2 separate regions of the Homo sapiens genome follow, and region 2 is linked to region 1. Evidence: read pairs that join two places in POLR2A ChIA-PET (ENCODE). Cell type or tissue: GM12878. All regions are shown on one strand. Region 1 overlaps DNAH10 (dynein axonemal heavy chain 10). Region 2 holds the start of LOC105370042 (a long non-coding RNA gene).

Evidence for each region. ChIA-PET counts read pairs that join two places held together with the same protein. Peaks named below come from ENCODE experiments on the same cell type or tissue, not always from the same donor. Only the 100,000 strongest peaks of a DNase experiment are listed, where the experiment ranks them.
Region 2: POLR2A ChIA-PET joins it to region 1 with 5 read pairs; 3 of 35 experiments call an interaction of 5 or more read pairs at or near these places.

Annotation. Positions count from the first base shown.
Region 1 is chr12:123,849,020-123,854,019 of GRCh38, forward strand. It overlaps DNAH10 (dynein axonemal heavy chain 10), which reads left to right. Exons shown (of 79, transcript NM_001372106.1): 35 at 1,869-2,057; 36 at 4,187-4,333. Among named protein-coding and RNA genes, the nearest start is that of DNAH10OS, 83 kb to the right of the region's middle. In GM12878, no CTCF peak of the experiment used is centred here; no DNase peak of the experiment used is centred here.
Region 2 is chr12:123,722,252-123,727,251 of GRCh38, forward strand. It overlaps ATP6V0A2 (ATPase H+ transporting V0 subunit a2), which reads left to right. Exons shown (of 20, transcript NM_012463.4): 3 at 100-197; 4 at 2,403-2,540; 5 at 3,946-4,034. LOC105370042 (a long non-coding RNA gene) reads right to left here and starts at 839. Exons shown (of 3, transcript XR_945477.4): 1 at 759-839. In GM12878, no CTCF peak of the experiment used is centred here; no DNase peak of the experiment used is centred here; H3K27ac peaks cover 635 bases.

The sequences.
Region 1 (5,000 bases):
CAATTGAGATGATTGGGTTTCCAAAATTATCATCATTGATGATAAGGTTTGTAATAGTCCAAGGACTTCACACTGACTCCAGACACAGAACCAATAGTTATGAATGGGCGTGGGGCAGAGTTCTCAAATAAGTGATGTGCAGGGTCCCCTAGAAAGGAAACAATATTCTTGGCGACTTCCCAAGTTTGAGAAAACCTGACTTAGAAAGCGAATGTTCCTTGCAATCATTATCACAGTGAACAAGAAATTTTGCCTTCATACCTTGTGAAGTTACGGCATCATAACAAGCAGGATTTGCAAGGTTATCAAAGTGAGAAGGCAGAATTTTAAAACAATTGTTGAGAATTCACCAATTTCTCTCTGCCAAAGAATATGTTTGCAGACTTGAGTTTGAGAAGTCTGCATTAAATTACACCAGATTAAGCTGGATCCAAATTTGGAGAAACATGATCTTATTATGTAATCTAGGTGGCCCAGAAGGGGATTCTCTGAAAACACAGGACCAGCGTGGGTGGGCCATTTCCCTACACCGGGGTCTTCTGGGTCCCTTGCTGTCCTTCTGCCTCTGTCCTCCCCCCTCCATGCCCTGCACACTTGTCACTAAGCCACTTGCTCCACAGTCATACCATGCCTTGTGACACCACATGTGTCCCCATCTGAGTGGAATTGTCCCTTCTTCCCTTCACTGGAAAACTCCTATACATCCTTTAGAGCCCCATTCCAGGATGAAAATTCAGCTTGAGCTGGTGGCCCTGTCATCTCACATGCGTCCTCCTCAGATCTTGGCAGGGCTCACTGTTAAGAGATTGTGTCAGCTGGAGACTGTTCAATATTTTCAGGATTCCAGTAAAGGGTCTGGATAGATTTCCCTTTGATGAGTTCTTTTGAGGGATTTTTGGGGCTGAGCTGACTGCTCCCGAGAGAGGGAATTAACCTGCAATGTATATAGATTTCCAGAAGCTGTGTTTCTCAGAGCCAGGAGGCAGCAGCTATCTGCTCTTCCCCCTGGGCCATCTGGGCCATCTGGGCCTCTTGTGGGATACTGAGGCTAGGGATGGTCTCAGGGCCGACCTATGAGTCAAGGCAGTGGCCTTGTTTTGGGGGAGGCTGGCTGTCTTCCGGGCTGCCCTCTCGTTGGTGATGCAGACTGTGCCTCCTAACAACAAAAATTTTCTGTCCTCTGCCTGGCTGGTGGACAATCAAAAAAAATAAAATAGAAAACTTCACCGAGAGACGACCGGACTCAACCTTCAGCTAAAAAGGCTAAGAATATAGGGATTTCCGTGGTTTGTTGGTACCTGGGGCAACCAGAGGAATGAAGACTGGTTTCTTGAGGGGTTTGAGGTGGGATTCTTTAGGCAGGAGTGACTGCATGAAGTCCAGGCACCCGCAGAAGGTGCAAAGCCAGGTGAGAGGAATGGAAGCCGGCGCTGTGTGAGGTGGTGGGCTGGGCGCTCCCAACCTGGGCTGTCTCCTTTCATCGCCACAGCCGTGCCACGAGGTGGGTTGCATTTCTGTTGTGCAGAAAAATAAACTGAGACTCAGAGAGGTTAAGTGACCTGCTGAGGGTCACACAGCTTCTTGTATCAGCCCCAGACTCTGTGCTTCGCCAACCTGGGCCCCTTCTCCAAGGTAGTGCCCTGGGTTCAGGTCTGAGTTTGGGGTTCCACTGAGACCTGCCCTCCCCAAGGCCTTCAGCGAGGGGGGCCCTGCATTGAACACCGGGGAGGGAAAAAGAGACAAGTGGTGTTGTCAGCCTCATACCATGAAAATGAATCGCCACGCAGCTCGCCGCAGGCCCCCTTTCCAAGGGGCTGGCCGGCCGGGCCACCTAACTGCTTCTTTCTTTCTTCCTTCTTGCCCTCCAGTTTGAAGGGCAGGAGATTTCCCTGGACTCCCGCATGGGCATCTTCATCACCATGAACCCCGGCTACGCAGGCCGCACGGAGCTGCCCGAGTCGGTGAAGGCGCTGTTCAGGCCTGTGGTCGTGATCGTGCCCGACCTGCAGCAGATCTGTGAGATCATGCTCTTCTCTGAGGGCTTCCTGGAGGCCAAGGTGGGGGGCCTTGGCAGCGCCAGGTCGTGCAGTGCAGACTTCACCCGGGTCTGCTTCCAGACTGGGGACCTAGGACGCGTTAGCTCCGTGTGGCTCTTCCAGACGGGACCTAGGATGTGTCAGCTCCATGTGGCTCTTCCAGATGGGACCTAGGATGTGTTAGCTCCGTGTGGCTCTTCCAGACGGGACCTAGGATGTGTTAGTTCCATGTGGGTCTTCCAGACTGGGGACCTAGGATGTGTTAGCTCCATGTGGCTCTTCCAGACTGGGGACCTAGGATGTGTCAGCTCCATGTGGCTCTTCCAGACTGGGGACCTAGGATGTGTCAGCTCCGTGTGGCTCTTTGATTTTTGTTTTTTTTTTCTGCTGTGTCTCTCTTCTTCCTCCCCCACCTCTTTTTAAATTATAACTTTTAATTTTGGAATAATGTAAGATGCACAAGAGGTTGCAACAATAGTAGCACGGACTTTCCAGGTGCCCCTTCCCCATGAGAACATCTCACATAGCCACAGTCCATTGCCCAAACCAGGGAGTTGGTGTTGGCACAAGTGCCATTAACTCAGGTGTAGACGTTGTGTGGATTTCACCAGGTTTCACATTCTCTCTATGGCGTGTGCGTGTAGTTAGTTCTATGACGTTTTATCACATGTGGATGGGAGTGGCCGTCACCACATCAGGATACAGAACTATTCCATCACCACGACCACAAAGAAGAGAGACAGGGTCTTACTCTGTCACCCAGGCTGGAGTGCAGTGGTGGGATCACAGCTCACTGCAGCCTCAAACTCCTGGGCTCAAGTGATCTTCCTGCCTCAGCCTCCTGAGTATTTGGGACCACAGGCAGATGCCATCACACCTGGCTAATCTTGCTTATTTTTTGTAGAGACAGGGTCTCTACAGCCCAGGCTGGTCTCGAACTTCTGGGCTCCAGTAATCCTCCCACCTCAGCCTCCCGAGTAGCTGGGACTACAGGTTGTGCCACTGCACCCAGCCTCATGTTACTGCTTACTAGACACATTCTCCCCTCAACCCTAACTCCTGCAACCCCTGATCTATTCTTCAGTCAGTGTAATTTTGTCACTTTGAGAATGTTCTCTACCTGGAGACATGTAGTATGGAACCCTTTGAGACGGGCTTCTTTCACTCAGCACAATGCCTTTGAGAATATGTAGATTCAAAAACAACTTTATGGATAACTTTTATCCTCTTTTAAGCTATCTATAAAATGTACATACGTAAGATCTTTCCAGAAGCTCTGGAAAAGTTACAAAATAGAGAATACTTTTAACATAGAGGGTTGTCACATTGCGTTTCTGCAATATGTCTTTTATTGAAAGCTCTTGGTGCCTATTACCGTGTCAGGATTTTGAGTTGGCACGATGAGATCTCTTGTTCCTAGTTTTCACGACTAAAATTGCCACACTTGCCTTAGAGACCTGTGGGTTTTGAACCCTTGCCATAGATGAGGTGGCTGACTTGTCCTCAAAGACATTTACAGCCTTTTTTTTTTTTTTGAGATGGAATCTTGCTCTGTCACCCAGGTTGGAGTGCAGTGGTGTGATCTCAGCTCACTGCAACCTCTGTCTCCCAGGTTCAAGCGGATTCTCCTGCCTCAGCCTCCCAAGTAGCTGGGATTATAGGCATGCGCCACCACGCCTGGCTAATTTTTATATTTTTAGTAGAGACAGGGTTTCACCATGTTGGCTAGGCTGGTCTTGAACTCTTGACCTCAGGTGATCCACCCACCTTGGCGTCCCAAAGTGCTGGGATTACAGGCATGAACAACTATGCTTGGCCCAGTTACAGCCTTAATAATAGGTTTAGGTCAAAATAAAGAAGCAATGTATTTCTGGAGTGTGATTCCTACAGATGGTTCTGTTCTTTAAATTAAGATAGTGAAGATTTTGGTAACACAGATGTTTCTTCAAATTAGTTCCCAATTTGCCATATTTAAAAATGAAGGACCCACCCTGGTATTTCTGGAAGTTAGAGATGGAATTTGCTTATTTGTAGAGCAGCTGCACTGGAACACCTGCCCCCGTTTTCTTGCATTTGTAGAATGATGCTCCATTGCTTTTGAATCATTTTCTTTTTTCTTTTTTTTTGTATTATTATCTTCTATCAAAAAGACTCTGGCGAAAAAGATGACGGTTCTGTATAAGCTGGCCCGGGAGCAGCTGTCCAAGCAGTATCACTATGATTTTGGACTCAGAGCCCTGAAATCGGTGCTGGTCATGGCTGGTGAGCTGAAGAGAGGCTCCTCTGACCTTAGGGAGGTAGGGGCCACGTGCTGGAACATTCTCTGGTTTCAGCTGCTTCAGGCATTTACTACGTGCCATTGGGGAGGTGATGGGCACAGTATGGTATCACCTGAAAGGTTTAAGTCTTAGCTGCCTCTTCACCCCGCGGTCTGGCCTTACTTTGGCCTCTTACCTGTTGTATCGTTTGCTTGTAATTACACTTAGTACCTTAAGGTCAAGTGCAATGTCTTCGCTCCAATAGCAACATTTATGATGCTTCCATAGTAATAATCTGTAGTCTCAGGATGGGTGTGGCGGAAGGGTGGGGACTAACAAAATTCTCATGAAAGCATGAAGGTGAGTTGTTATTTTCTCTTTGAAACAAAAGAGGGGAACAATTGTGTTTTTTTTACATGGACTTTAAATAAAAGGTTTAGTCAATGTTCTGTGGGCAACAGGCTTACCTGTTTCTCTAGTGACTGTACTCAATGTTGCACGCACACACGCACGCACACACACGCACACGCACGGACACACGCACGCGCACACACACACGGATACATGCACGCGCACACACGTACGCACGCACATGTACACATACGCACACGCACGCACACGCACACGCACACACACACACATTTGGGTAGTAAAAAAAAAACAGCCGTGAGTGCAGTGATAGAAGCCTGTTTGTGTCCATAGGAGG
Region 2 (5,000 bases), 130 kb before region 1:
TTTTAGATGGCTTGGGAAACATTGGGCTTTAAAATGTTTCTGACTGAAATGTATTATAGTACATTTTAGTATCTAATTGTTTAACTTTTATTTTCACAGTGTATTTGGTACAGGAAATTAATAGAGCTGATATTCCCCTTCCTGAAGGAGAGGCCAGCCCTCCTGCGCCACCCCTGAAACAGGTTCTAGAAATGCAGGTAACTTGCTTCTGACGAAGCTGGTTGCAGCCATTGATCTTGGGGGCTGCTTACTTACTTATTTCATGTTGTCTAATGCTTTTCTGCCTTTCTTCTCAAAACTATGGAAGATGGTGATCTCTCTAGGCAGAGAGATTAAAGACCGCTATTATGATTAACCCTCAGTAATAGATTATCTGTGTTAAATTTTAACAGTAATTCAGTTTTCTTTTACAGTGTAAGGCATATGCTTCCTTTCCAGGTGGTGGTGAACAGAGGCAACAAGAATCAGGCCATCAAGCCTGATTGATGGATCAGAACAGTTCATGATCCTGTACTGTTTCAGAAAGCTCATCCCAGGGTCACCCATGCCTTAGCTGCCTCTTCTTGTGCAAGGAATTGAGGCTTCGGTGTTGTGCCTTCACAGTCCTCCCACATTTACCCTGGCCCTTCCCCTCTAAATTTTGGAAGCTGGTATGCAGTCCATGGGTTGTCTCGGGTGGGCAGCAAGCAGCGTTCTGTCACCCTGAGTTCCCTGGCTGGTGTGCTGGGGATACATGTGTCCCCGGTGAGAACACTCACCTGTGCTGCTTATTAGCATCCTCGGTGAATTCGTTCCTCACCCTGTGAAGTAGGCTGGAGCTCTTGATAACTCTTCTAAAACAATTATCGTTGTGTAACTGAAGCCATTCAGTTGCGGGCTCCTCTGTTTGTTTATTCGGGAGGAAGTCTTTCATTACTTGGTGCAGGAGACTCCAGAGAGAACTCTCCAACCAGATGAGTAACAGCAGTCATCTGGATTGGCCTGTTCGATGGGTCGCTTGTGATGTAATTACAAACATAGTGATGACTGTGTACAGTGCTTGTAAGGCAAAGCAGAAGTAATGAATATAGTATATTAAGTGATTTGTTTGAATACAAGTTTTCATTGACTCAATGATTTGCCTTACGGATTTTTGCTTCTGTTATTTTAATACTTAAGTATTTTTAAGGATGTTTAGTATGTAACTAATTATTAAAGATTCTCATGAATTTTTTTTTTTTTTTGAGACAGAGTCTTGCTCTGTCGCCCAGGCTAGAGTGCATGTAGTGGTGCGATCTCGGCTCACTGCAGCCTGTGCCTCCCGGGTTCAAGCAATTCTCCTGCCTCAGCCTCCCAAGTAGCTGGGATTATAGGCACGTGCCACCATGCCTGGCTAATTTTTGTATTTTTAGTAGAGATGGGGTTTTACCATCTTGGCCAGGCTGGTCTCGAACTCCTGACCTCGTGATCCACCCACCTTGGCTTCCCAAAGTGCTGGGATTACAGGCGTGAGCCACCACGCCTGGCCAATTGTCATGAATTTTTATCCTCAATTAATTGTGTAAATGTGAGTGCATAGTAACTCATATGCTAGAGACTAGGAAAATAAGTTAGAAAAGATTATCTAAATATATTCTGTGTTGCAAAAAAAGGAAATGTAGACTTAAAGAGGAAGAGTCTTTGATGTGTGATATGAATAAGCAGACAAAGGAAATCCGAGAAATGACAGCACCTGTGGTTAGAGACGAGGGCCAGTCTTGGGGGTCTCACGCTCATCACAGCCTTCGGAATGTTTTAGCTAATATGTGGTGTGAACTTCACAGAAATTACCTGAATTAATATGAAACAATAAATGAGCCTATTTATTTATTTACTTTGAGAAGGAGTCTTGCTCTGTCACCCAAGCTGGAGTGCAGTGACACGATCTTGGCTCACTGCAACCTCCATCTCCTGGGTTCACGTGATTCTTCTGCCTCAGCCTCCTGAGTAGCTGGGATTACAGGCACATGCCACCATGCCCAGCTAATTTTTTTGTATTCTTAGTAGAGACAGGGAGGCCGAGGCGGGTGGATTACCTGAGGTCAAGAGTTCAAGACCAGCCTGGCCAACATGGTGAAACCTCGTCTCTACTAACAATACAAAAAAAAATTAGCTGGGCGTGGTGATGCGCACCTGTAGTCCCAGCTACTCGGGGAGGCTGAGGCAAGAGAATCGCTTGAACCCAGGAGGTGGAGGTTGCAGTGAGCCGAGATCATGCCACTGCACTCCAGCCTGGGCGACAGAGGGAGACTCCATCTCAAAAAAAAAAAAAAGAAAAAAACAAAACAAAAAAACCCACTGTTTTTGGTATACTGCATGAAGATTATTGGAATTACACTTGGAACTAATTACTACCCTCTTAAGTAACCATTGTTTTGTTTTAGGAGCAGTTGCAGAAGCTCGAGGTTGAACTGAGAGAAGTCACTAAGAACAAGGAGAAACTGAGGAAAAACTTGCTGGAACTGATAGAGTACACTCACATGCTGAGAGTGACAAAGACCTTTGTGAAACGCAATGTTGAGGTACTGAACAGCTCGTGAGGAAATACAGCTGTTTTTATAAACAGCTTTTTATAAAAATCTCATTCCCATAGGCTGTGTATTTTGCTATTAGTTCATATAGATATGTTGCTTCTTTTAAGAGATTAAATTTATTTATTTATTTAATTTTATATTTTGTTTTTGAGACGGAATTTTGCTCTTGTTGCCCAGGCTAGAGTGCAGTGGCACAATCTCGGCTCACTGCACCCTCCGCCTTCCGGGTTCAAGAGATTGTCCTGCCTCAGCCTCTCGAATAGCTGGGATTACAGGCGCCCGCCACCACGCCTGTAATTTTTTGTATTTTTAGTAGAGATGGGGTTTCACCATGTTGGCCAGGCTGGTATCAAACTCCAGACCCAGTTGATCCACCTTCCTCGGCCTTCCAAAGTGCTGGGATTACAGGAGTGAGCTACCGCGCCCAGATTTAAGAGATTAAATTTAAACCTTGGTTTTATTTTTCAGTTGGATTATATGACTTTAAATAAAGTTTTAAGAGCCATTTCCTGTGTTGGTTGTTTTCAGCAATTACAATACTAAATATTTATAAGATGGTTTAGTTTGTGGTTGAAAAAAATTTTTATGAGCATGAGAAAAAAATTGAATGAAGGATGTTGAACTCTAAAATTTACTTTTTCCAAATTGCTAAGTAAAGGAAGTAAAAGAATAATCTATAATTTCTAAGACTAGGTCAGACACAGTGGCTTACACCTGTAATCCCAGCACTTTGGGAGGCCAAAGCTGGAGGATGGCTTGAGCCCAGGAGTTCAAGACCAGCCTGAACATAGTGAGAATTAATATGAGACCTTGTCTATACAAAAAATAAAAAATTAGCTGAGCGTGGTGGTGCATACTTGTAGTCCCAGCTACCAAGGAGGCTGAGGTGAGAGGATCATTTGAGCCCAGAAGTTTGAGGCTGCAGTGAGCTATGATTGCGCCACTGCACTCCAGCCTGGGCGACAGAGTGAGACCCTGTACCCTGTATCTAAAAAAAAAAAAAAAGAAAAAAAATTATAAGAATAAAGAATAGTCCATGTAGTAGCACCTTATGGAGCTAAGTATAGAAGAGACAAGTGCATCTGTTCCAAACTTAGTTTCACTTGATATGATAGTGACCTTTGATAAAGTTACTCTATCTTGGATGAAGGCAATGAACTAAATTATAACTGTCTTTTATGTAAATGTCTTCAATTGGCTTACAAATAAAGGATGGGGAAGTTATCTTTTCATTTATGAGGATTGAGTTATAAATCTAAGTTACCTCAGAAGTCTTTGCACCCAGATCTAAGTAGTTAGTTAGGATGCCCTATAAACTTGTTTGAAAATTTGACATGAGAAATAAAGTGTCACTTTTAATGAGACACACTTGGTTTCATATGTTTATTTCTAGTTTGAACCCACTTATGAAGAATTCCCTTCCTTAGAGAGTGATTCTTTGTTGGATTACAGCTGTATGCAGAGGCTGGGAGCAAAACTGGGGTAGGTGACAAGGCCTGGGGTGTCAGGCTTCATACTGCCCTTCTTGTAAAAGGCAGATGAGCTCCATAGAAGGGATGAATGGAGACCATTTTAAAGCCTAGGGTTGAATGAAACATAGTGAATATTTGTTTAAGAAACACTGTATTCCTGTACTTGTTGAGCTGAATTACTCAGCTGTATTGACTTTTTTACTCAACACAATGGAAATTTCTTTTGGTATAATGAGCTAGAAAGAAACAACATTTACGTGATTCAGTGTTACTTCTATAAGCCTAAAACAATTGGTCATTCAGGCATCAAATCCTGTCTAGTAGAAACTTGGTGGCTAAACCGAGTTGGTTAGTTTTTTTATTAATCATATTTTAAAGATCTCCTGCTGCTGTTTATTCTTGCTGCCTACTGAAACTAGTGGTAATTTGTTTCCTCGTGCGATTTGTGATTTTTAAAATTATTATGAACTCATATTTCACAGTTCCTGATCTGAAGGAATTCAGTGATATTTAGTTTGAGGATGTTTTCCTCCAGAGAGAATTTGTTTTGACATTTGTCAGGTACCTGGGAGTGCTCTGTCAACCTGGAATCATTTATATTTTTCTCAGCATTGAGATTTTTTTGTTGATTTGTTTTTTGACTGTGCCAGGAATGTGAATTTAAGCCTCAAACCTGAGTGAATTTTAACCTGTGGTTATAAATTCTTAGGGAAGACTTCTCCCTCCATCTAGAACCAAAATAGAAATAAACAAGTTTACATGCAGGCTCCAGGCTCCTTTGCAAGGTAGATTTTTTTTCTGGTCCATCCCTTCACTGAGGGTGTAGCTCTTTGTGCATGGAGCAGTCCCAGCTGGAGAGGTGAGTCAGTTGTATCTGCTCACCTTATCTAGACCCAGTGCCTGGCTCCTGCATCCCATGCTGGCCTTAAACTCAAGTTCTTAAGATACGGGGTTCAGTGTAATAATCAGGACAGCT